Regions from separate parts of the Mus musculus genome. Here regions 2 and 3 are each linked to region 1. Evidence: chromatin loops called from intact Hi-C (ENCODE). Cell type or tissue: left cerebral cortex. All regions are shown on one strand.

Evidence for each region. A loop is a pair of places that touch in the nucleus more often than their neighbours do. Peaks named below come from ENCODE experiments on the same cell type or tissue, not always from the same donor. Only the 100,000 strongest peaks of a DNase experiment are listed, where the experiment ranks them.
Region 2: a loop joins it to region 1, with 2.9 times the contacts of the local background. A loop is called at or near these places in 22 of 42 quality-filtered maps.
Region 3: it touches region 1 in a loop (6-fold over the local background); 30 of 42 quality-filtered maps call a loop at or near these places.

The regions. Positions count from the first base shown.
Region 1 is chr9:55,105,962-55,113,961 of GRCm38, reverse strand. No RefSeq gene overlaps it. Among named protein-coding and RNA genes, the nearest start is that of Ube2q2, 39 kb to the left of the region's middle. In left cerebral cortex, a CTCF peak has its summit at 3,255 (motif pointing right); a DNase peak (open chromatin) is centred at 3,271.
Region 2 is chr9:55,046,699-55,054,698 of GRCm38, reverse strand. It overlaps Chrnb4 (cholinergic receptor, nicotinic, beta polypeptide 4), which reads left to right and starts at 6,155. Exons shown (of 6, transcript NM_148944.4): 1 at 6,155-6,255. The coding sequence starts at 6,204. In left cerebral cortex, a CTCF peak has its summit at 7,726 (motif pointing left); no DNase peak of the experiment used is centred here; H3K4me3 peaks cover 361 bases.
Region 3 is chr9:55,019,709-55,027,708 of GRCm38, reverse strand. Chrna3 (cholinergic receptor, nicotinic, alpha polypeptide 3) reads left to right here and starts at 1,147. Exons shown (of 6, transcript NM_145129.3): 1 at 1,147-1,378; 2 at 3,282-3,421; 3 at 3,519-3,563; 4 at 5,421-5,530. The coding sequence starts at 1,315. In left cerebral cortex, a CTCF peak has its summit at 3,602 (motif pointing left); DNase peaks (open chromatin) are centred at 1,322 and 3,588; H3K4me3 peaks cover 601 bases.

The DNA.
Region 1 (8,000 bases):
GTGCTTTCTCTGCCTCTCTGAGCTAGCAGGCTTTCTCCACAGAGTCTGCCTTCATTTGGTAAAACCGAATGGCTGGGGTTTGTGTTTTTATAAAACAATAGTGGCAGAGGAGAGAACTGGCCCCTCCTGTACATCGTACTCTGACCTCCACACACACTGTCCTGTGACCTCCACACTCTGACCTCTGACCTCCATACACACTGTCCTGTGACCTCCACACATACTGCTCTCTGACCTCCACACTCTGACCTCTGACCTCCACACTCACCTCCTCACACAAAACAAGTAAGTTAAAAACGTGACCAAAAGAGAGCTTTTCTAGCATATAGAAGACCCTGGGTTCAACCTGTGACTGCTACCCCCAATCCCCATTCCCAGTATAGCAAAAAGAAGATTTTCGGCTCAAATAGTCTCAAATGATGAATGATCTTTTTGCTGTGATATTTAACTCAGTTTGCCAGCATTTTTATTGAAAATGTTTGCATCCATGTCTGTCAAGAAGATCAGCTTATAATTTTCTTTTCTATGTGGTACTGAAACAGAGTTATTATCAACTCAAAAAAAAAAAGTGACCAAAAAGGCTACAGGAGTTAAGCTGAACTTCAACAAAGTGATACAAAGACCTACAGGGCAGCTAAGAGTAAAATTGTTTATTTCTAGATTTTCCCTCAATGCATTTGTGCACTTGCACACAGACCAAGGTGCCATGCATTGGCTAGTACCATTCATGTGCAGCTTGCTCGGGCTGCTGGTCTGCATGGTGGTGTGTGATAATGGAAGCTCTAACTAGCTTCAGCTGTCCACAGCTCAATTTCCATGCAGTCAGGACGGGACCATCAGCTCCTTCTGGGCATGATTTGTGTGCATGTGTGTGCGTGCATGTGGCATACATGTGCAGTCTGGGCATGATTTTTGTGTGTGCACACGCATGTGGTGAACATGTACATATGTAAGAGCCTGCAAGTATGTGTATGGAGGCCAGAGGATGCCACTGTGTGTCCTGCTCTACCGTGTCCTGTATTTTTCCCTGATACTCCAGTGTGCCTCCTATCTCTGAACATGCTAGTACCAGGTTACAATGCTTGGCTTTTCTCTCTGTGGTTGCTGGGATCTGAACTCAAGGTCTCAGGTTCATATGAGTGCTTTTACCCTCTGAGGCATAGCCCCAGCTCAACTTCTAGGTATTATTTGAATTAAACTTCCTGTTTGTGTTGGGTGAGGGGAAACAATCCTCAGATGAGTCTTGTGGCACTCAGAAGGATCGTCTTTGACTAGAGGCTGGTACAGTTCCACCAGGGAGAGCACCCTCCATTAGAAGCAGGAAGCTGGTCAGTTTCAGCCTGTCCTTTAGGAAGGGGCCTTAGTTTGATCAGTTTTCATGAAGGAAAGCAGCTGGCACAACGACTTGTCTACTGAGAGAATTAGCAAGGGACATTGGGCACAGCCTTTCCCACTTGTGCCCCTCCAGGTGCCCAAGCTTGAGAGTAGGTGTTTTGGGGCATGGCCTGAGAAGGGTGTGCATGTCAGGGCTGCTCAGGCTGGGCTGCTGCCCTCAGGAACTCTGGGGAAGCTCGCAGTGAATCCCATTTGGCTCTGAGCCTCTGGAAATACACCTCTAGCTTCTGAGTATATAACTGAAAATGTCTGGCTTGAAGACCCAGAGTCTAGGAAAAGAGCAATTGATCAAATCTACTCAAAATACCACTAAAGCTCCCTGTGATGGGGAAGTTCTTGATGGCAGAGCCACACCCATGGAGGTGACTGGTGTGGGTCTCTACTGCTCCAAGCCGGCAGCACGGGAATATACAGTGTCTCCCTAAGACAAACCTTTTCCTGTTACCTCCAGGCCCCGGTCCCAGTCCCTCCCAGAGCTCTGTCTTGTGAATTAGTACAGGCAAAACATATCTGTCTTAGCTGGGCAGTGGTAGTGCACGCCTTTAATCCCAGCACTCGGGAGGCAGAGGCAGGCGGATCTCCGAGTTCAAGCAGACTTCTGAGTTCGAGGCTAGCCTGGTCAACAGAGTGAGATCCAGGACAGCCAGGGCTACACAGAGAAACCCTGTCTCAAAACAAAACAAAACAAAACAAATCTATCTTAAGGGGGGGCCCTACATGGGCATTTAGACTGAAATTCACACCATTGCCAGGGAATTAGAAAGACAAGTGAGATTTCAAGAGCAAAGACATTCTTGTCACCTTCTCCCCTCCCATCCTCTCCTGGTAACCTAACTTGGGAGAAATGGGAATTTGAGATGATTCTCACTAAGGTGTAAATGACTCCTGCAATGTAACAGTTATTATCAAGGCATAAATCTAAGAGCCGCTTGGGAGACAGGTTTCCAGGCCGGGTAAATGTTAGTAAGGATATAAAAACCTTGCAAACCAGTCATTTTGTAAACAACATTTCCAGACACGGCCAGCCAGTAGTCTGCTGTCTGCACCACCCAAGAACCTTGAGGCCCCTGAGATCTGTTCTGACAAATTTTATCAAAAATTATCATAGTCTGGGGTCATTTAGTGACTATAGGAGATTTTCTAAATTAATAATTCCACGTCAAAGAAAAGACCTTGTCTTTATTCACAACTCAGCCTCACATGGGCCAATAATAGATTTGTATGGGGCTTTTGTTTTTGTAATTTTGAAATACTGCTCAAATCAGAGTAGTTTCACAAAAACTCCCCGTTCGAGCTGGTGAGATGGCTCAGTGGGTAAGAGCACCCGACTGCTCTTCCGAAGGTCTGAAGTTCAAATCCCAGCAACCACATGGTGGCTCACAACCACCCGTAATGAGATCTGATGCCCTCTTCTGGTGTATCTGAAGACAGCTACAGTGTACTTACATATAATAAATAAATAAATCTAAAAAAAAAAAAAAAAAAAAAAAAAAAAACTCCCCGTTCAGATTCCAGAGAGAGAGAGAGAGGTTAGTAGGCCACTCTGCTCTCCTCAGCTTGCTGGCTTTCCTCCCCTTCTAAGATCTTTGTTAAGGATGGGGAAACAAATTGGAGGCAGCTAGCTGCTTGGACCTGCTTCATGGGCATCAAAATCCTGTGCACTTAAAGACTTCTTTTGCCTTCTGGAAAATTACATAAAACATGACATAAAACATGAATACAAGTGCGTAAAAAGAGCTTGGTTTTCTTGTCTTCAGCTGGGTCCACCTCATTGAAGATTCCAGCTCACTCCAAAACCTGAGCTTGGCCCACGCTCAAGGGTTAGTCAAAACCATGGCTTGTGGCAAGACAGGCGATTCCCCGACATGTCCTGCAGGTGGCACTAGAACAACGTGGAAGCTGGACTCTCCAGTTCAGTCCTTTCAGGGAAGGACAGTGAAGGGAGGTGGAGGGAGCAGGGCGGGGCCAGTGAGGCGGGGCGGGGGCGGGGCCTAGCCAGGCCGGGGTGGGTGTTCACCTCTTGGCTAGGCAGAGGCCTGCTTGTGGACTGTAAGTCTACACTCATTTACAAACCTGGGTCCTTTGACCAGTTTCATCTGTGGAAGACGTGATTAGCAACCAACTCTGCATACTTCAGTGAGTGGAAATGGGCACTATTAAGAATTCCAGGACGACAGGTGTAAACATATTTTCACCTGTAACTGGAATATATGCTCACTGACCCTTCGGTCACCTTTTGTTTCTCTTTTACAAACATCCAATGTTCTGTTCCAAACATCACTGTCTTCGAAGGTGATCTGGCAATGACATCACTCCTGCAGCACCTTCTAGGGTCTAACCATCTGCCCAAGGGCTGCTTTTAGCTTCTAGTTAGAACACCACCCCTCAGTTATGATTGCTAGTGAGTTAGGAAATAGACGTCGGGCTAGAATGTTGACCTTATCTCAATTTCTGCCTCTTCTGACCCTCCTTACTAAATTTATTTCTGTAATTTTGTTCCGAGTGCCCTCATCATCTCTGAATTTAAGCATACTGGTCCACTGAATTGCAAATACACAAGTCCCATTAGAGATGATTCTTAAAGTCCCAAGAGTGTCCCATCACTCTATTCAACCCCGAATTAGCATGCCATTTATCCCTTGTTTCTGAACCCTCTTCAGTTAATAGCCCACAAACATCCATCCGCAGCAGAAAGGGCTCAAACTTTCCTCATTTCCACTTTTAGATGTTTCATTGCTATTCAAACAAGGGATTTGCGTGAAGGAGTCTTTGGTTGGGCGTCCTGCCCTAATACTTGTCTTTATAGCTGGATTGTGTGTGCTATATAATGGTCTCTCTGGCGGTCATTCATTGCTACAAATGGCCCTGAGTTTCTGTCCTAACATAAATCTAAGTTAGAAATGTGGGTTTATCCCAATAACACAGGTATAAGAGGCTTCAAAATTACTACAACCCTTCTCATCTGAGAAGGACCCTAAGGGTCTCTATCACGTGACAAACAAAAAAAATGGGCTGTAAACATACGAAATCTAAGGAAAGGCCAAGTTGGGAAACAAGACTTTGTTGCTGTTGTTGTTGCTGTTGTTTGGTGTGTTTGTTGTTTGAGACAGGATAGCGCTAAATAGTTCAAGAATGACCTTAATTTGTAGCTCAGGTTAGCCTCAAAATTAAAGACCTTCCTTCTTTGGTCTCTGGTGGGCTAGGACCACAGGAATGTCCACTATACCTAGCTCCATCGTCTTTCCTTTTCAGTAAAATATCTCCTCTATCATTTCAGTGTTTGTATTGTCTGAATTCGTATTAAAACTTAATCTGCGTGTGATGAAATTAGGAGACAAATCCTTAAGCTCCTAAAGGCTTCAGGTCCTCAACTTTGGAAGATGCTCACATCACTGACGGTAGGAGAGAGATTCAGTGTAGTTGGGGTCAGGGGTCTGGCTCAGGTCCTTGGCAGAAGTTAGAAAGAACCTGTCCTGGAAGGATGCCAAACATGCCACAAGCACTCGAGGGCTCCTGTCCTTGGTCTGATCCCTTACTGATTTTAAGGTTTTTACAGACACCATCAGCCCTGGAGGCCACAGAGAACAGACCCTGCCTTGCACTTTCCCGCAAACTCTAGGAAGGGAAGTCCCTTTTCGGGAACCCCCTTCATAATTACCAAGTGAAAGTGTAGCAGTATCCAGACCTAGCTGAGGGCCAATAAGGAAAAGAATAGTCTCCATTCTGCCCCTGTCCCTGCGTGGTGACCAGCCATTCTAAGTTACACAAATATTACGTACTACTGTCTCCTCCTTTTCAGAGTTAATTCACCTGGCCCTGTCAATAACGTAGCCCCCTAAAAATGAAAGCTGATTCACCCAAAGACACATTAAGGACTCCGGAGGACTAATTACACCCTTCTCCCCAAAGAGCTCATGGGCTCCCCCTCCCTAGGATACTGGATCCGACGGTTTCCACTTGTCTCTGAAGGCAGCAGGCACACAGGGAGTCCTACCTGGCATGCTCACCTGCAGGGCGTCCTCATGTATCACCGTGGTGTCTGCTCACTGTTCTCACCTCTCAGGAAATGATAATTTCCCTTTTCCTTCGTTGTTTTCCTTTGGGTACTGGCCAAAACCCTAAGTAAACTTCCCACACACCAGGAAGCTCCCCGCCCTCCCGCCAAGCAGCTGCTTTCCCAGCCCTCACCCTCACCAGCCTGCTGGCCTCTGCTGCCAAACCTGGTTGTTCTCTTTGGCCATGACTTACAAGGCTCCACCAGTTCCTCACCTCCATCCCCTCCTCCAGGCAGCAGGCAGGGGTTTCAGCTTGCCTATGCTGATGTTTTCTCTCAAATTCTAATAAAATATCCTCCAGCTTCTGATTTCCATTCTTCCTTCTTTTTTTTTTTCAGATTTATTTTATTTATTTTGCTTGTGAGTGCTCTATCTGCATGTACACCTGCATGCCAGAAGAGAGCATTAGATCCTATTTGAGATGGTTGTGAGCCACTATGTGGTTGCTGGGAATCGAACTCAGGACCTCTAGAAGTGCAGACAGTGCTCTTAACCGCTGAGCCATCTCTCTAGCCCCTGATTTCATTTCTAAGTTCTCTTATTAAATTGTATAAGAATCTCAAAGGGGAAACCCCTCTTTCAGTAACAAAATTATGAGGTGGGATGCTCATGAGTGAGCTAAACCACACTGGATGTGGAGGGGTTGGAATGTTGTGGGTCCAGAGGCTAATTACTTTTCTGTGGACTAGCTTTAGACCCCTGAACCCACTTCCTCACCCACTTCCATGTCAGAGCTAACATGCTGTCACTAATAGATAAAAAAAAAAAAAAAAAAAAAAAAAAAAAAAAAAAAAACTTTTGGAATCTATAAGCTTAAAAGACCACTAACTCCTGAGAACTCAAAAGCTAAAAGTGCTGTGAGGTAGCATCTGAGGCCTACAGACCAGACTTCCCTCATCTTGCTGTTACCACCTCTCTGTTGTACCCACCGACTCATTTTAAACTTGTCTTAATTTCTAACTTTCTCTGATCTATATGGAACCACTTCTGCACGGAACGTGGGCCCCCAGGGTGACTTTGCTCCATGTTTCTCAGGCCATGGTCACTCAACTTCAGCTCCAGAATAAACTATCCCTATGCCCTTTGAGGTGAGAGCTGTATTTTTGGCACCAACAAGCCCAAGAACCCAAACTACCCAAATCTTAGGCAAGATCCCTCCTCCTGCCTCCATGGTTCTTCCTTGTTTGGGAGCTGGAAATTTAAGAAACGCATGTGCATTGCAACATCAGCTTGGGGATGTCTATCATCTAAGGAATGTATTATTTACTTACTTATTGTGTGTGCACACATACGTGTGTGTGTGTTCATGTGAAGGTAAGTGTGGCAGTCAGAGGACAGAGGTAAGAATCAGTTCTTTTCTTCCACTGTGTAGGTCCTAGGGATCAAAGTCAGGCTTGCCCTTACCTGCCAAGGCATCTCACTGGGCAGAGGCTTACACCAGAAATGTTGAAATAACCATAACAAATGCTTGTGTGGCACTTGTTATGGTTCCTGGTGTTTTATACTCATGCTTGTTCTGTAACCCTCTCAACAGCTCTGCGATACCACTATCAGCATCACCAGTCCCCAAATAGGGAAATCAAGGCACAGAGAGGATAACTTGCCTGCGGTAATAAAGCCAGGATTTGAATGCACTGTGGTCTGATTTAAGAACCTGTGCCCTTCACCACCACACTGTATTGTATTGGGGATATTTTGAGCATTTTCTTCTATTAGCCTGGGAGCATTTTGTGCATAATTCAGATCTTATAGATTTGCTTCAAAGAAGGCAACTAAATCAGAATGGAGGATCTAATGTGTGGCATTCATGAATAAATTATAGGGCTCTTTGGTTTTAAATAAAAATGATTTGCTTATCCCGTGGCTGCAATCAGACAGGACTATAATGCGCCAAGCTGCATTTCACTGTTCTCTACGAGGAGTAGCTGGGCTCAGCCACGGGAATAACTCACAGTGAACCCTCATCACACTCCCCTTGCCCCTTGGTGGAGCAATGGGAGAGTTTGTGGGTTCCTAGTTTGTTGAGAAAGAGAAGATGCTACTTGAGTACAGAGGGCTTAAGAAAGATGTTTCTTAAGTGGGGTCATCTGAGCTTTGGCCATTAGCATGGTATCTTAGTTAGGGTTTTACTGCTGTGAACAGACACCATGACCAAGGCAACTCTTACAAGAGAACATTTAATTGGGGCTGGTTTACTGGCTCAGAGGTTCAATCCAGTATCAAGGCAAGAGCATGGCAGCATCCAGGCAGCCATGGTGCAGGAGGAGCTGAGAGTTCTACATCTTCATCTGAAGACTGCAAGCAGAATACTGGCTTCCAGGCAGCTAGGACAACGGTTTTAAAGCCCACACCCACAGTGGCACCCCTACTCCAAAAAGGCCACACCTACTCAAACAGGGCCATACCTTATAATAGTGCTAGTCCCTGCGCAGAGCATATACAAACCACCACACATGGGATCAATGATTTTTTTGGTGTTGACATATAGGGGAAAAAGGAAGTGAGCCTCTGTTATTTTTGTGTGTGTGCATGTCTGTGTGTGTGTCTGTG
Region 2 (8,000 bases), 59 kb after region 1:
TTTACATGAGAATCTAACTTGGTCCCCCTGCTGTGTGGCAAGGACTTTTCCAACTGAGCTGTCTCTGTCCTGTGTTTTAGAAAGACTGACTTGTGTTTTACCTGTGACTCGAAATTAAGGGTCAGCAAACCCTTGTGTGGAAAGCCAGCACGTAAATACCTGAGGTTTGGCAGACCATGATGGCCTCTGTTATATAGTCTTTGTTGTTGCTGTTTTGTTTGTCCAGCTAAAAAGGAGAGACAGCATCCTTCACAGCTCTGGGATGCACAGAAACAGGCTGTTGAGCAGGCTGGGTAGATGGGTGGAGGGTTGCAAGCTCCTCCTCAAGGAAGTTATATCCACCTCTCTCCACTGTGTGGATATTACAGGGCCTGATAATGGCCACTGATGTCACTTCCAGTTGGTCACTGATATGCAGACATGACAATGAGTAGAAAGGGTGAACACTGGGCATGAGCATCTTCAACTCCAGTGTCACATTTTCTACAAACCAGCAATAGTTCCTGAACCTGTCCGCAGCTCTGAAAACTCATCAGCACGTTTGGCAATGTGGCTTTCCAAATAGAAAGAAACTTCATTTCCCTGCCTTAGCTTCTAGTTCCCTCCTTCCTGTCAAGGACCACTCATGGGCAGCTGTCAGTGCTTCGTCACATGAATCTGCATGTTGCCTTCACGTTCCGAGTCTTACCTTCTTGGTTGTTTGACTGATTAGAATATTAATGTCTATAGCAATCTCTGAAACACTCTGGACACACACCCCTTTGCTGGGTGTATTTATTACCAACTTCTTTTCCTATTCTGTGGTTTCTCTCTAAGCTTTGTGGGAGTTTTGATTGAGCAGAAGTTTAAATAGTGAATGATGCCAAGGTTTAAAACAAGAGGAATCTCACATCATTTTTCTCTTGAATGTGTCTTTTTGGTATTTTGTTGAAGACATTTCTTTCTGAGGCTAGGGACTAGCTTGGTTGGTAGAATGCTTACCTAACTTGCCTGTAGCTCCGGTGTCTTAGGGTTTTATTGCTGTAAAGAGACACTATAACCAAGACAACTCTTATAAAGGAAAATATTTCATTGGAGCTAGTTTACAGTTTTAGAGGTTTAGTCCATTGTCATCATGGTGGGAAACATGGTGGCATCCAGGCAGACATGGCACTAGAGAAGGGACTGAGACTTCTGCATCTTGATCCACAGGCAAAAGAAGAGAACAGTGTGCCACACTGGGTGGAGCTTCTTGAGTATAGGAGACCTTAAAGCCCGCCTCCATGGTGACACACTTCCTCCAGCAAGGCCACACCCTGTCCAACAAGGCCACACCTATTCCAACAAGGGTATACCTCCTAATAGTGCCACTCTCTATAGCCAAACATTTATATACATGAGTCTATGGGACCATATCTATTCAAACCACCACACCTGAGTACTTTCATTAGCATGGCACAAAGTGGGCATAGTGGAGCTACCTGTAATCCAGCGCTTGAGATGTAGAGGCGAGAGGATCAGAAATTCCTCATTTTTAGTTACATATGTGTTCCAGGTCAGCCTCAGAGACATGAGGCCCTTTCTATAAGTTGATAGATAGATAGATAGATAGATAGATAGATAGATAGATAACTAAGTAAGTAAGTAAATAAATAAATGTTGCTTACTATTTTGTAAGGACAAAGTTCACATGTTAAGTCCCCAGCCCCATAGTGCCAGTATAAAGAAAACCTCTATTGGTGGCTGGGTTAGAGAGTGGAGCCCTTGTGGTGGGGTTAGAGCCCTCATGAGAAGGAATGGAGAAGAGTCTGTTTGTTCTTTATCCTGCTTTCCATCACGTGATGATCCAAGTAATCCTCCTGAGCCAGGAGGGGCCCCTCACCAAGAGCCAACCAGGCTGGCACCCTAACCTTAGCAAAGGCCTAGCCTGGAATACACAATGTCCTTGCCTAACCTGGTGTTTGTGTACTTTTGTTTGTGCCTCAACCCACTTTTATTTCTCATGGATTTTATAATTAGTCTGCCATGTGCCATGAAAAGTCCTATGGCGATTCACGCAGAAATACAATGATTAATTTGGTGAGAAGTGATCAATTGTAATATGGAATCTTTTTATTCAGAATGTATATGGTAGACATTTCCATTGGTCAGTCTCTGAATATATTAATTTCCACACTGGTGATTACGCTTTAGTTTGTGAATTTGGGGAGCATGTTCAGACCATGGCGATATTGTTCATAAAAGGAGTAGCCTATTTTTTTCTAAATGTATTCTCAGGTTTTGCTATTATAAATAGGATCTGTTTGTTTTCTGGCACATTTTCTAGTCTTTTTTGTTTTGCTTTGGAGTCAGAGCCTCATGTATCCTAAGCTGCCTTCAAACTTACCATGTACACAAGGATGACCTTTGCCTTCCTCACCCCAGTGCTAGCATTACAGATGTGCACCATCAAGCCAAGTTTATGCATTGCTGGGGATCTAGCCCAGCACCTTATGCATGTTAGCAAGGGCTCTACTAGCAGAGCTGTGATCTCAGCCCTCGACTGTGTGTTTGAATGTTATTAGAAGTGTACAGGAACACTAATCTCCTTTTAAAGATTTACTTTATTATTTATTTGTTTCTGGATGTGTGGATATACACATATGTGTGATCTGGGACTTGGTTGTTGGGTCCCCTGGAGCTGGAGTTACAGGCAGTGGTGAGCTGCCTGGTGTGGATGCTGAGAATTGAACTCTGAGCTTTGCAAAAGCAGCAAGTGCTCTTGACTACTAAGCTATCTCTCTAGCCCCTGTGGGATACAAATTGTTTTTAATTTGATCTTCAATACAGCAACCTTGCTAACTCTCTCACTAGTCCTACTAATTCATCTATTTGATAATTTCTCTCTTGGATCTTCTACAGTGCAATCGTATTGTCTGCAAACACGGGTAGTTTTTCCTCTTCGATTCTTAAAATTTATTACCTTTATCCGCTTCTATTATAGGTTGGATCATATAAATTGCTGATTTGGGGAAGCTTGTGACCTAAAAAAAAAATGGCAATTTCATTTAGTTTTATCTCTACATATTTCCTACACAAGGCCTAAATAAATCCAGTGATGGATGGAAGTAGCCTGTCTGAGGCTGACTGGGATGGAGATTGCTCACACAGTTTTTCCTTTTACCATGCTGCAGGTTTATTGGGTTAAGGGAGTGGTGTGCTAAGGGTTGTATCAGATGCATATTTAATTTGTTAAGGTTGCATATTACATTAATGAGTTACCTGACTGGATCGGTCCTTGTGTTCTTGGGCGAGAGCCCACATTTCAATGATACACCATTTTCCCTGTGTGCACTGCTGTGCTTCACTTGGTTTTATTTTATTTAGAATTTTAGAATCCGTGTTCATAATAGACAATAACAGCTAACATTTATTAAGTTTTATGTGTTCCGGCCCTATTAGGTCGCATTAAGGTACTTTCCATGACTTATTTCCTCTCTTCCTTAGAAGGCCTCCTGGGGAGACTAGTTCCTCTTTTTAAATATGAAGGAAGGAAGGGCAAAGAGAAGGAAATCATTTCTTCAAGATCACAGGAGATCAGTTATCAGACTCAGGAGGTCACACAGTCCCCTGGGTTAGAGACCCATCAGGCAGACTGGTCTATGATGCACTTTTCTAATATGTCCTTGTTCCAGCTCAATGCCAAGATTATGCTACCCCCTAAAACTGTTGTTCTCAACTTGTGAGTCCCTGTTCCTTTGGGGATCGAATGCCCCTTTCACAGGGCTCACCTAAGACCATCAGAAAAACCCAGATATTTACATTATGATTCATATCAATAGCAAAATTACAGTTATGAAATAGCAACGAAAATAGTTTTATGGTTGGGAGTCACCATGAGGAACTGGGTTAAAGGACTAAAGTGTCAGGAAGGCCGAGTGAGACCCATACTGGCCTAGAAAGTAACTGGACAGCTCTCTCCCTTTTTCTCTTCTTTAAAAAAAAAAAATCTGTGTCTGAAGAGATGGCTTAGTATGAACTTGCTGCACAAACATGAGGACCTGCGTTTGAATCTTTAGTACCCATGTAAACATCTGGGTGTGGTCACATGATCTCGTAACCCCAGTCCTGTGGAGCTTGCTGGCCACTAGCCAGCTCCAGGAACAGTGAGAGACCCTGCCTCAAGGAATACAGGAGAGTTTATAGAGCAGGACCCGAGAGCCTCCTCTGGCTTCCGTGTTGGTGCATGGTAGCATGTGCAGGTAACTGCACACACATGTCTGCGTGTACCTCATGGGACTCCTTTTCAGTTGTCTGCAGAAATATTTTGTCTAAAGTGAATTCTCTGGTTTTTATTTTATTGTCTGTCTGGTTGCTTAATTTATTTGCAGCTCTTGGTTTGTAGGCACATTTTGCTCTTTTAAATCTGAGATGTATAGGAAAACTACAAGTACCATATAAGGAACTTTTTGTTTGTTTGTTTGTTTGTTTTTGTTTTTTCAAAACAGGGTTTCTCTGTGTAGCCCTGGCTATCCTGGAACTCACTTTGTAGACCAGGCTGGCCTCAAACTCAGAAATCTGCCTGCCTCTGCCTCCCAAGTGCTGAGATTAAAGGTGTGTGCCACCACACCCGGCCCATATAAAAAAATTTGTCTTTAAAAAAAAATCATTACAAGGTTTTTTGGTTTTTTTTACTAACAAATTGAAAAAACAGCTACTGACTCACATGTGTAAGAAATCCTACGACAATATAACGGATGTTTCCTGACTAGAGGGCTTTTTAAGAAAGTTTACATTTTGTGCCTTTTAAATGTTTTGTATTGGTATATATTAATTATTTTTTAAAATGGGTTTGAGCTGGGTATAGTGGTGCATGCCTTTAATCACAGCACTCAGGAAGCAGAGTCAGGGGGAACTCTGTGAGTTTGAGGTTAGCCTAGCCTACATAGCAAGTTCCAGGACAGCCAGGGCTACATAGTGAGACCTTGTCTCAAAAAAAAAAAATGTTCGTTATGAGATTGTCATACATATGTATATAATAAGTTTTGGTCATTGACCACACCCTCCCAATTACTCTCTTTTGTCTCCTTCCCCTCACCTTTAGTCCTTTTGCTTTCTCCAGAATCTTCAATATGCTCTCTCTCCCCGCCTCTACCTACCGCCCATCCTGTGGCCCATCAGAGATAACAGAGCATACCTTAGACAGTCAGGACTACAGACAACTATCAGCAAGCAAACTCTCACACCCCACACCCCAGCATCCTGTCGAGGACTGGGGTGATTTCTGGCTCTTACCAAGGGTCTGCTAGTTCCACTTTATGTGAAAGGACCTACCCTTGCCTTTAGCTTCCAAAGCCCCACAGGTCACAGGCTTTGGCTTTCTACATCTCTTTCCCGGTTTGGGTTCAGGGAGAAGACGAACTTATTTTCAGTCCTGTTAGGTCTGTGGGTTCACCCTGTGAATCTGTTATTGCCGCAGTTTAAGGAGGAGAGGATGTCCTCAGACCTATCTTCTCGGAACCATCCTCAAGGCATTTCATCGACTTCTGTGCTTGTTGGTTTGCTTTTGTTTTTAAACTCCCGTGCCAACATGTCAGATTATAGCAAGAAGAAATCATCGGGGAAAGCGACTGGACTTCTGCCTTATTTTTAGGTCCAGAGGTCGTCCCTTCTCCAGGCCAAGTAAGCTCTGTTCACTTTGCCCCTGAAGCTGCTGGGTGCCCCTTAGTTGTCCCAGGTGCAGGGCTGTTTTGACTTGTCCTCTAACTTTAGATCCTGAAACTTAGCGTGGACCACCTAGGAGTGGGAAAGGCTAATGTATGCTTCTTTCAGCCACTTAAACTGCCTTGGGTAAGCCAGGCTAAGATTAAGATGGGTGAGGGGGACGCAGCCTGCCCTCTCAGACCCTCCCTTACCCTGTAACTCCACCCCTTCCCCAGTCCCCAAGACGAATGAGACAAGAGCTAGTCCACCCTCCCGAGTGCCACGCACTACCCGGCTCCTGAGTGTGAGAAAGTCTCGGGACCATCATCCATAGCCACAGGTTCCCCCAGACACACCCTGCTCTGGGTCTACCCCAAACTCCAGTTCAGTCCTCTAAGTGGGTGGGACCCACAGCAGCTTCCCAGGTGGGGAGCACAGGCTCCATCGGGTCCTAGTGCCGCCGGGCACAGAGAGACTGCCAGCTGGGACAGACGCTCACTCGCGGTTCCATTGTGGGGTGACCGGCAGCCACCCGGCCGGCCATGAGGGGTACGCCCCTGCTCCTCGTCTCTCTGTTCGCTCTGCTTCAGCCTGGTGAGTTCTTTTTAGAGAAGGTGGGAGGGACAAGGGTCGCAGTGTGGGAGGAGTGGCCGGACCAGCTGGGGAGTGGGCGGGGCAAGCCCTATGGGGATGCAGGCTGGCTTGGGTGGGTGGCCTGTGAGGTTTGGGGTCCCCGCTACCTTATTCCATGCTGCCAGGTCACCATCACTGACGAGTGTCTTCAAGCTGGGCAGTGCAGATCAGTCCCAGAGCTAAGAGGTCCCCAAAGGGTCCTCCGAGGCTCTTTCAACTCTAGTGAAGTGATGAACTTGCTACGGTATAAATGTGTGGGAGCAAGCCTGCTGTTTGGAGAGAGAGAGGGGTCACCAAGACACTAGCATTCCATATGTGCGAAGTATTTTTGCACTTTGGGGCAGGTCTTCCAGATATCACATATATGGTGGGCACTGCCATAGCTGGTCCCTAACCCTGCTTAGCTGAGGGCAGGTTGATGAACTGGGGTCTGCAGCTCACAAACTTAGCATTGACACTGAAGAGACTCTCTCAGCTCTCCTCCCCAGGTTCACTCAGACACAGTGAGGGTTTCTTCCAGACTCAGCTACCCTCCCCCTTAAATTCCAAGGTCCTTCGTAGCTTCTACCCCCACCACCTCAAGCTGTGTGCACACCAGCTTGTCCTCTGAGCTCCAATGGACCCAGAGAACCAAGGCTGCATCTTCCTCCCATAAAGATCACATCCAGAAGGTACTAGAATTAGGAGTGGGGAACAGTCAAGGTCTCCCAATCAAAGTAGTGTTGGCACAGTATGCATTATGGCTTTGGATCACTGCTGGGTGCCCCTATTCTGTTACCCTCTCTCAAGCTCCTTATCTGTTCCATGACAACAATCCGCCTTGCCTGTCATCTGACAAACACTGGCAGTATTTCTGAAGTATGGTCCCACTAGGCTGTCTGCACCTTCCTCTACAGACTCCTGAACCCCAGCCTAGGCTCAGGGGATCTGAACCTCTGGAAATGGAAGCTGGGGAATTGGCTTTTATATAGCCAGGTGATTCTGACCTGTGATTGGAGAAGCACTGATAGCATTTGGTGAGTTCCTTCTAAGACAGCATTCTGAGTTTCTAAGATGCTCACAGCCACCCTTTAGCGAGCACATATCTGCATCTCACAGGCCCCTCCTTCACTAAGCACATGCCCTCACCTGGCAAGCCCTGCCCTTCAGATACACACTTGCCAATGAGATTCTGTTAACCGTTGCATCCCCAGATAGCTCTCTATTTCTAGATTGGATATGCTTTCTCAGACTGGACACACAGAGAGACACTCACAATTCCACTATGGTTAAGAATCCTATCAGATTCTCAACCTTTCTCCTTTTCCTCAAGGGAGCATTCTTGCCAAGGAAAATCTCCAAAGGCAAGACCTTGTGCAGCAGCCAATGGGGCTCTCGTTTTTTTTTTTTTTTCAACATTGTATCACGATGACCTCTAGTGGTGGTTTATCTGCTTAACTGTATAAAGTTTGACTCCGTGAAAGCCCTCAGGAGCTGGTGGTGACCCTCTGACATGTTACTTATCTCTTGGATCTGACAGGCTCTGGAAAGCATTAGGAGTAGATGGCAAAGTCTGCCTATGTGCTCTTAGGGTTCCCTTTGGAGGTGAAAAGAGGGGGTGCATTTCAGCCATAACAGCCCTGCTGGTCATTTCACTTCTCTGCCCCATCCACAGGCATGCTAACAAACACAGACACAAGTGATAGGCCCAGCAGAGCAACCTCCCT
Region 3 (8,000 bases), 86 kb after region 1:
AGTGAGCGAAGGCACTTGCCTCTCAAGCCTGGAGGCCCGAATCTCATCCCTAGAATCCTTATAAAGACTCTAAGAGAGAATCAACTTCACAAAGCTGTCCTAGGGCTTCTATGTGTGTGCATGTACACATACTTCCTCTCAGGCTTCCATGTGTGTGCACGCCCCCCCCCACACACAATAAACAAAACTCTTTTTAAAATGATCACTTTTATTGAAGTATAAATTCACTCATTGTGCACTGGACAATACCATGAATTTTAGTATGTTCATCACCATGATCCAGCTTAGTACTGCTCCATCACCCTTACAAGGTCCCCAAGAACCATCAAGGAAGCCTTCATGGGCTAAGCCATCCCTGGTGGATGGCCAGAGAGGTCAAGAGACCCCAGAACACCTACCTTGTCACCGTCGATTCCTGGGACACATGGGTTTGCAGCTGGCAGTGAGACCAAGGGAAATCTATAACCGCCACAAAAGGAAATCTATGACGGTCACTATGGGAAGCCAGATCCTCTAGTTATTCCAACTTTACTTATAAAAGTATTTATTTACTCTGCTGGGAATCGCAGCCTGGACCTTAGGTGTGCTAGACAAGCACTCTACTGCTGAGCTATAACCATCAGCATTTGTCTGTTTTCTCAAGGAGCATCTCTAGCATAGTCTAAAGAAAGTAGCGAAAATAATATAAAACCTCCCAGATATCATCACCCTTGCGTCCACCATGGGGAACTCCTTGCCAATATTGTTTCCATCCCAAGCCATCGAGTCCCTCTTAACTGTATGCTGTGTACACACACACACACACACACACACACACACACACAGCATCGTGCTGAAAATAGTTACTTTAAGAGCATAAACTTCCACGGTCCACTTTTGAGTTACACTAGAGCTGGCACATGTGATAGGCCCCCAGCCCTCCTCAGAGCTGTACCTGCCAGAAAGCCAGGGCCAGAAATTTGACCCTTTCTTCCTGCCATGGTGACAATGCCTGATCCCGACTGGTCTGTAGCCTAGAGGTTTCAAGAGTCCAGGGAGGCTCTGGGCGAGGCATCGAGGCATCGACGCAGAAGACCGTGGCCCGACGCCCCTCCCACGACGGACGCAGCTCCTGCCTTGGCCTCCCAGCCTCCCCGCCCTGCGGCTGCTAGCAGCGCTTGCCTGCCTGGGGTTCGTGCACTCGGGCGCGCAAGTGCGCGGGAGCTCGGCGGCGCGAAGCCGGGAGGAACCCCGCGCTCTCCGTGCTAGCTTAGCTGTGCTTCGGTGGTGGTCAGCACCAGAGTGGCTCCGGTCCTGTCCATGCGGTCTTCAGACATGGGTGTTGTGCTGCCCCCGCCGCCGCTGTCCATGCTGATGCTGGTGCTGATGCTGCTGCCAGGTACAAGCGGGGAGCGGTCGGGTCCGGAGCCTAGGCTGGCTGCGGGCGGTGGCCATCGGGCGGCGGGTGGGTCTCCTGTGCGAGGCTGCAGCCCAGGGCTCTGTTTTCCGCACGACTTTGACCACCAGAGCCTTAGAAGTCTAGGCACCCACTTGCCTTGAATCTCAGCGTGGCCCCACGGTTCTGCCTGTGCACGCGCATCCCAGTCCCTACCACTGAGTCCCTTGGCTACTCCTTTGTTCCCAAACCTGCTAGTTAGCTGAGGCTCGAGACTAGCCCAGAACCGGCCCTCTGCTTCTGCTAGGGAGATAGAGGTTTGGGTCCCGGTCCCGAACGTCGCCCCGCAGCCCCGCTTCCAGCATCTGCCTCCTCCCACCGCTTGGTTTTAAGTGGGAAAACATGCGGCCAAAGAAGGCTAAATATTTGTCTAAAGCTACCGGGTCGTTTTGGAGCTGGGGCAGGACCAAGCCTCTGGTTCTGGTCATCGGGTCTCTGCGCAAAATGATCGCGTTGCCTAGAGACCTTCGACGTGATCGCTCCTCCCAGGCCGTCGTGGAGGCTCTAGGGGGGAGCCTATTAGGAGAAAAGCCCTTCCAGAGACCCAGGATGGCTGGCGAGTGAAGCAGAAAAGCAGCTATGATGCTCCCCTGAAGGCGGTCAGAGCACGCAGGGGCGAGGGGAACGACACCAGCATTGTGGCTGTGCATCATTACAGTCTGCTCCACTGCATGGGTCCTGCTTAAATCTAAATCACAGCCTGAAGAAAATAAGTTACACCGGCCCCCTCCCCCGAGACTGTACCTAGACTGACCCTAGTACTGTAAGCAGACAGCTTGAGCCAATATGTCTTGCTTAGTTGGAGTGGATTTGTAAACAAAGGATGCCCAGGGACCAGAGGTAAAGGCTGGGATGAGGATGTGAAGACAGCCCAGCCAGGAACCCGGTAGGCATCTTGGCTCCTACGATATGATAACCAAGCCCCTGCAGAATTTGGAGAGAGTGAAGGGGCTGTAATCTCTGACACGGTGGAAAACAGGGCTCCTGGCCTGGGGGAACCCCGAGTGGCTCCACCCCAGGGTGAGTCATCTTTCCACTTGGGCAGCAGGAGAACCACAACCTTCCTTGGAGGAACAATAAAGGTTTGAGCCGCTAATAGCTCTTTTTTTTTTCTCTTAGATAGCAAGGTTAGGTGGTTATGTAAAGGTTAGAGTTTTATTAAGAAAACAAAAACAAAAACCAAACAAACAAAAAACCAGTATCTGGTCCTCCTGGGAAAGGCACTTCCCACTCAGCCTTATGACCGGCATTAGATTCCCAGGACCCACATTGTGGAAGGAGAGAACTGAGTCACCCTTGGAGCCTGCCCCCCACATGCCACAGCATGCACCCTCCTCCATTAATGTAATGAAAAATTTAAAGAAGAAAATAAGGAAGTCTTTACCTAGATTTAAGAGAGAGAAGGGGGGAGAAAGCTAAGAAAATGGCAGGAACACACACAGAGACAGTGTAGATTCTCTGACAGGATCCCACCAAGCTAACAGTTCTCCAGCACTTGCCTCAGGCCAGTGACTGAAGCACTTCACTTCCACCTTTGAGGTGCATTCATGCATACTCTTTGATAGTTCAGAAACGATGGTTCAGAGAGTTTGAGCTACTAGCCTAAGCGCACACAGCTTCCCCCGGTTTGCCGGGATTTTCCTTAGATGTACCCAATTTCAGAACTCAGGCTTCTAAACCACTGAATGTGCACGACCTCGGCTTCCCAGCCTGTAACTTCCAGGGAACATTACTAGCCTGGAAGCCCGAGTTTGCAGAGTACCCTGGCAGACGGCAGTCTGTGGGCAGGCTGCCCTCTCTGGGAGAGGTGCATTTCCTCAGGGACTGACAGGGATACCTCCTTCAGTGGCCAGCGCCTCGGAAGCTGAGCACCGCCTGTTCCAGTACCTGTTTGAAGATTACAACGAGATCATCCGGCCGGTGGCTAACGTGTCCCATCCTGTCATCATCCAGTTTGAGGTGTCTATGTCTCAGCTGGTGAAGGTGGTAAGTGCTGGGGCCACACGATGTGCCCCTGGGGTTCTAGGGGAGTCTTCTGCCTTATTTTGGTCAGTCACCTGTCAACTTCAATCTCACTTTCTAGGATGAAGTAAACCAGATCATGGAAACCAACCTGTGGCTGAAGCAAGTAAGTACCCAGGTTCTGTGTACTGCTGCCCCCTGGTGGTGATTGCCTTATTTGTTGCTGGGGGAAAAGGGGAACTGGACTGGACACTACTCCTGGACCCGGGACAGGGTCACCTGACTGCTCTTGAGGGCTGACTCCCTCACTCACATCACAGACAGACAAGCTACAACCTGGAGAGAGAATTCTATCCACAGCCCCCTTACAAAACTGAACAAGCTGGGTGTTGTGGCTCAAGCCTTTGATCCCTGCACTCAGAAGACAGAGGGAGGTAGATCTTTGTGAGTTCAATGCCAGCCTGATATATATAGCAAGTTTCAGGACAGCTAGAGCTATGTAGAGGGACATTAGTCTCAAAAAAAAAAAAAACAAAAAACAAAAAAACAAAACCAAAAACAACCAACCAAAGCTGGTTTGGTCTACAGAATGAGTTCCAGGCCAGCCAGAACCACACACATACACTGGACCCCTGACCCCCAATTCTGGTAACACTCACGAAGACATCCTTCCTTTCTCTTGCAAAGCCAGAGGTGGGTTCTCTTGCATTGTGCATGGGGCAGGAGCAGAGCACTGGTGTTCTGTTCCCACATGTCCTCCCTAGGGAAGCTTTGGCCAGATCTTTTGGGAGACATCACGACATCTGCCAGCTCAGCCAGCCTAGCACTCAGCTCCTACAAGCCTTTGTTTGAAGAGGCTGGCGAGCCAAGCGAAGCGTCCCACCTACATGTTCCTCTGTGGCCACAGCCCCATCCTGTTCCTTCTGGTGGTCTGTGCTCAACACTTTTATGGTCCTGTGGAATCAAGGCTCCATTCTGAGGGGGGGAACTCTTATATTTAGAAAGGATTATTCTGCTTTTTTGAGATGGGGGAGGGTATCCCATGTATTTCATGACAGCCTCAAGCTCACTGTGTGGCTGAGAACCTTGAACTTCTGGCCCTTCATCTTCCTAATGCTTGGATTATAGGAGTATGTCCCCATGCCTGGTTTAGGCGTTGGATGGGACTGAGCCTGTTAGATAAGCATCCTATCAAGTAAGCTAAGTCTCTACCCCACATATTCTGTGTGCGTGTGTGTGTGCGAGTGTGTGTGTGTGTGCATGTGCCTAGGCACATGTGTGAGGGTGTGTGTGCATGAATTTGGAGGTCAGACGTTGATAGAGGATGTCTTCCATGATCAGTCATTGCATCATTTGTTGAAGCAAGGCATCTCACTGAGCCTAGAGCTCAATGATTCTGTTGGTCTAGGGAGCCATCTTACCGCAGCGATTGCGTCTCTGCCTCCCTGAGATTATGAAGTGGGAGGGTTGTGTGCTCAGGGATTCCATCTCTGCTGAGGATGCTCACACTTATGCAACAAATCCCTTAGTCACTGACTCACCCCTCTTTTCCTATTCACGGTCTCATAGTGCATGGCCTAGGACTCCCTATGTAGCTTAAGCTGGCCTTGAACTCACAACCCTCTTGCCTCAGTCTCATGCCACTACACCTGGCTGGTGAGTGATTTCAAAGTATGTAAAAAAAAAAAAAGGAGTTTAATGTATGAACCTAGTAGAAATACAGAAGGCTGCCATCTTGGCTAATGTGATCGAAGGCAATGATTAATGGCTCCCGTTTGGTTGATAAGGATTAAGCTCCCAGTCATGAAGGCTGACTAGAGAGCAGGGGCAACCTGCAGCTTTAGCTCATGCTGTCTGCCTTGCTGCCCCCATGTTGCTCCCTTGGCCAACATTTTCTGCAGCAGGGAAATGGCTCAGTGACCCTAAGAAGGGGTGGTCTGTCACCATGATGGCCATAATGACATGTCTGTCAAGAAAACCTGGCTGGTCCTTCTACTGTCTTCTCCCCACCTCCTTTGGTCAGATCTGGAATGACTACAAGCTGAAATGGAAACCCTCTGACTACCAAGGGGTGGAGTTCATGCGAGTCCCTGCAGAGAAGATCTGGAAACCAGACATCGTGCTTTACAACAAGTAAGGAGCTGGCTGTCCCATACTCTTTTGGTCTGGAAGACTGGGCGCTTGGTCCTCCAGCCACTCACTATGCTTACAGTCTGGGCTTTTTTCGGCCCTTTCTGAAAGGGGTCTGCTTACTCGTTCACCCTGGAGGCACTGGGCATCTGTTATGCAGTGGGTACCATAGACGCCAGTGAGCCACAGAGCTGCAGGATGCTGAGTGGTTCCTTCCATGTGTGGCTGGAAGAAGGGAAAGGTCACCATGGAAAGCTGCTGGAAGGAAATGCCATTGAAGTGGGTCTTGAAGGTCACACGGGCTTTGGAAGAGGGGACCTGCAGCAGGGAAGGTCCGGGGATGCAGGAGAGTATGCCATGGGTAGCTAGAGTGACCTCACTATCTGCACTGTTGGGTATGAGGCTGGAGCAGCCCCGGTGTACGGTGGGGGGACCTGGGACATCAAGGGAGGGGCTTGCACATGGCAGCGGACACTAGCTTTGCAGGCAGGGATGGGAGGAGATGGCTGTTTCACCCTCTTTGAGAGGGAATACTCGTGAGAGAAAATCAGGACTGGGCAAGACTCAGAGGTTGTCCCAGGCTAGAGACCAGAATAATCACTGAGAAGCTGCTAAACACACATCTTCCTGGGGTTAAAACATTTTCTTCTTTGTTTTTTAGTGTCTTCTCTAAAGTTTATATACATATTGATATGTCTCCTTTATAAGTGCCATATTCTTTAGCATGGCTACCCAAAGGACTTTTATCGGTCTCTGTCCATTCCATTTCCTGCCATGACAATTTTTTGGTTCCGAGTGGTTCCGGAAGAGAGTTTTGTGGGGCGTGGGGTGTTGAGAGTTCTGAGATCTAATCGCTTCTTGGCCTTTTGGTTAAGATCAGTGTACAGAGTTCTGAGATCTCTACAAAGCTGCCCCAGCCTTGACTGACTTCACTGCACCCCTCTGTGTATTCTCACTGTAATGATTTCTTTACATTTGTTTATTTGTGTTGGAGGTGCAGTACCCTCGTGCTGGGATTGTCAGTGCTCATCACAGAGGCTTCTCCGTATGGTCCTTTTCTTCGAGAGGTGGCTATTTCTTCTATGTTTATGACCCTAGAACTCACTCTTTGGACCTTGAGACCCCATTTTTCCTCCCTATGTTACCCCCATTCAGCAGCTAATCCTACTTAGCCCCTGGGTCTCATGATGCTCTGGCCCTGTGCCCTCAAATGCTGACATTCATGAGACACTGGAACCGTCGCTAATCGTGTGGATAGTGGGCTTGTCCTCCTGTTGTACGTGCCCCATTGTTCAGCTTTCACAAGTCTCTGCTGCTGTGATTTTCTTTCTAGCCTTGCTCCATTTCCACACATAATCGTCTCATCTTCTCTTGTATGTAAGGACCTTTGCCGATCCCTTACACTTTCACTGCCTTTTCTCATTTTAACCAACTCAAGGAGTCCGGCGGTAGAGCAGCTCAGACCCTTGCTGCGGCTGTTGTTTCTTTGTCTCTGTTGCCACCCATTTCTTGAACTCCCTCCATATGTGTGATGGGTAGAGATTTTCACTTAGGCTTTTGGCCACTTGTTTGGTCAACAAATACAAGGGTGCCATGTGGCAAGCACTGTGCCAGATTTTAGTCTCCTGCTGGGTCCCTGTGTTCTGTGACTCCTGGTGGCACATGTTTTTAAATCCCAACCTGCACAGCAAACAGGCCTTCTGGTATGGGCAGGCACAACCAGGGGCTTCTGCGGCTATAACAAGTGAACAGGATCCCCGGAGACCACAGGGATGAGCCACTGGGTCAGAGCTGGCCTTCCTCTGGTACTTGCCCATTGAATACACACACAGTTTGCTGATGCTTCACTTGGCGACTGACGTTCTGAAAAGCCCAGGCTCTACCCACAGATGCTCTGTGGACCTTGAACAAATCAACCCTGTTCTTTGGCCTTCAGTGTTCTCTTCAGTGACATGACACAATTGAGCTATAGAAGAGGCATCCAGATACCCTGGAAAGACCAAGTAGTAAATAATAATAATAATAATAATAATAATAATAATAAATTTAAGAAAATTTAGCATTTTTTGAAAAGTAGAATTTGAGTAGATGCAGTTTTTGTCACAGCTATTCAACTCTGTCCTTGTAGCTCAAAGTAGCCACTCAATAGACAACAATGTCAACAACTTTGTTCCAACAGAATCTTGTGGGAATCGTGATTAGGAAGAGAGCAGTAGTTAAAGCACTCAACATAATCACGAGGAACAAAGTCTGGATTTCCCAGAACCCATGGAAGTGCCTGGTGTGTGTGGCAGCCTTGGAAGGCAGAGACAGGGGCACTCCAGGCCATCACAAGTAAACCTTATTGCTACTCTGGGTTTGATTAAGCAACTCCGGGTAAGCTCTAGGTTTGACTGAGAGATCCTGCCTCAATGAATAAGGCTGAAAGAACAATCAAGGATGATTCCTGACATTGCTCTCAGACTCTACATGC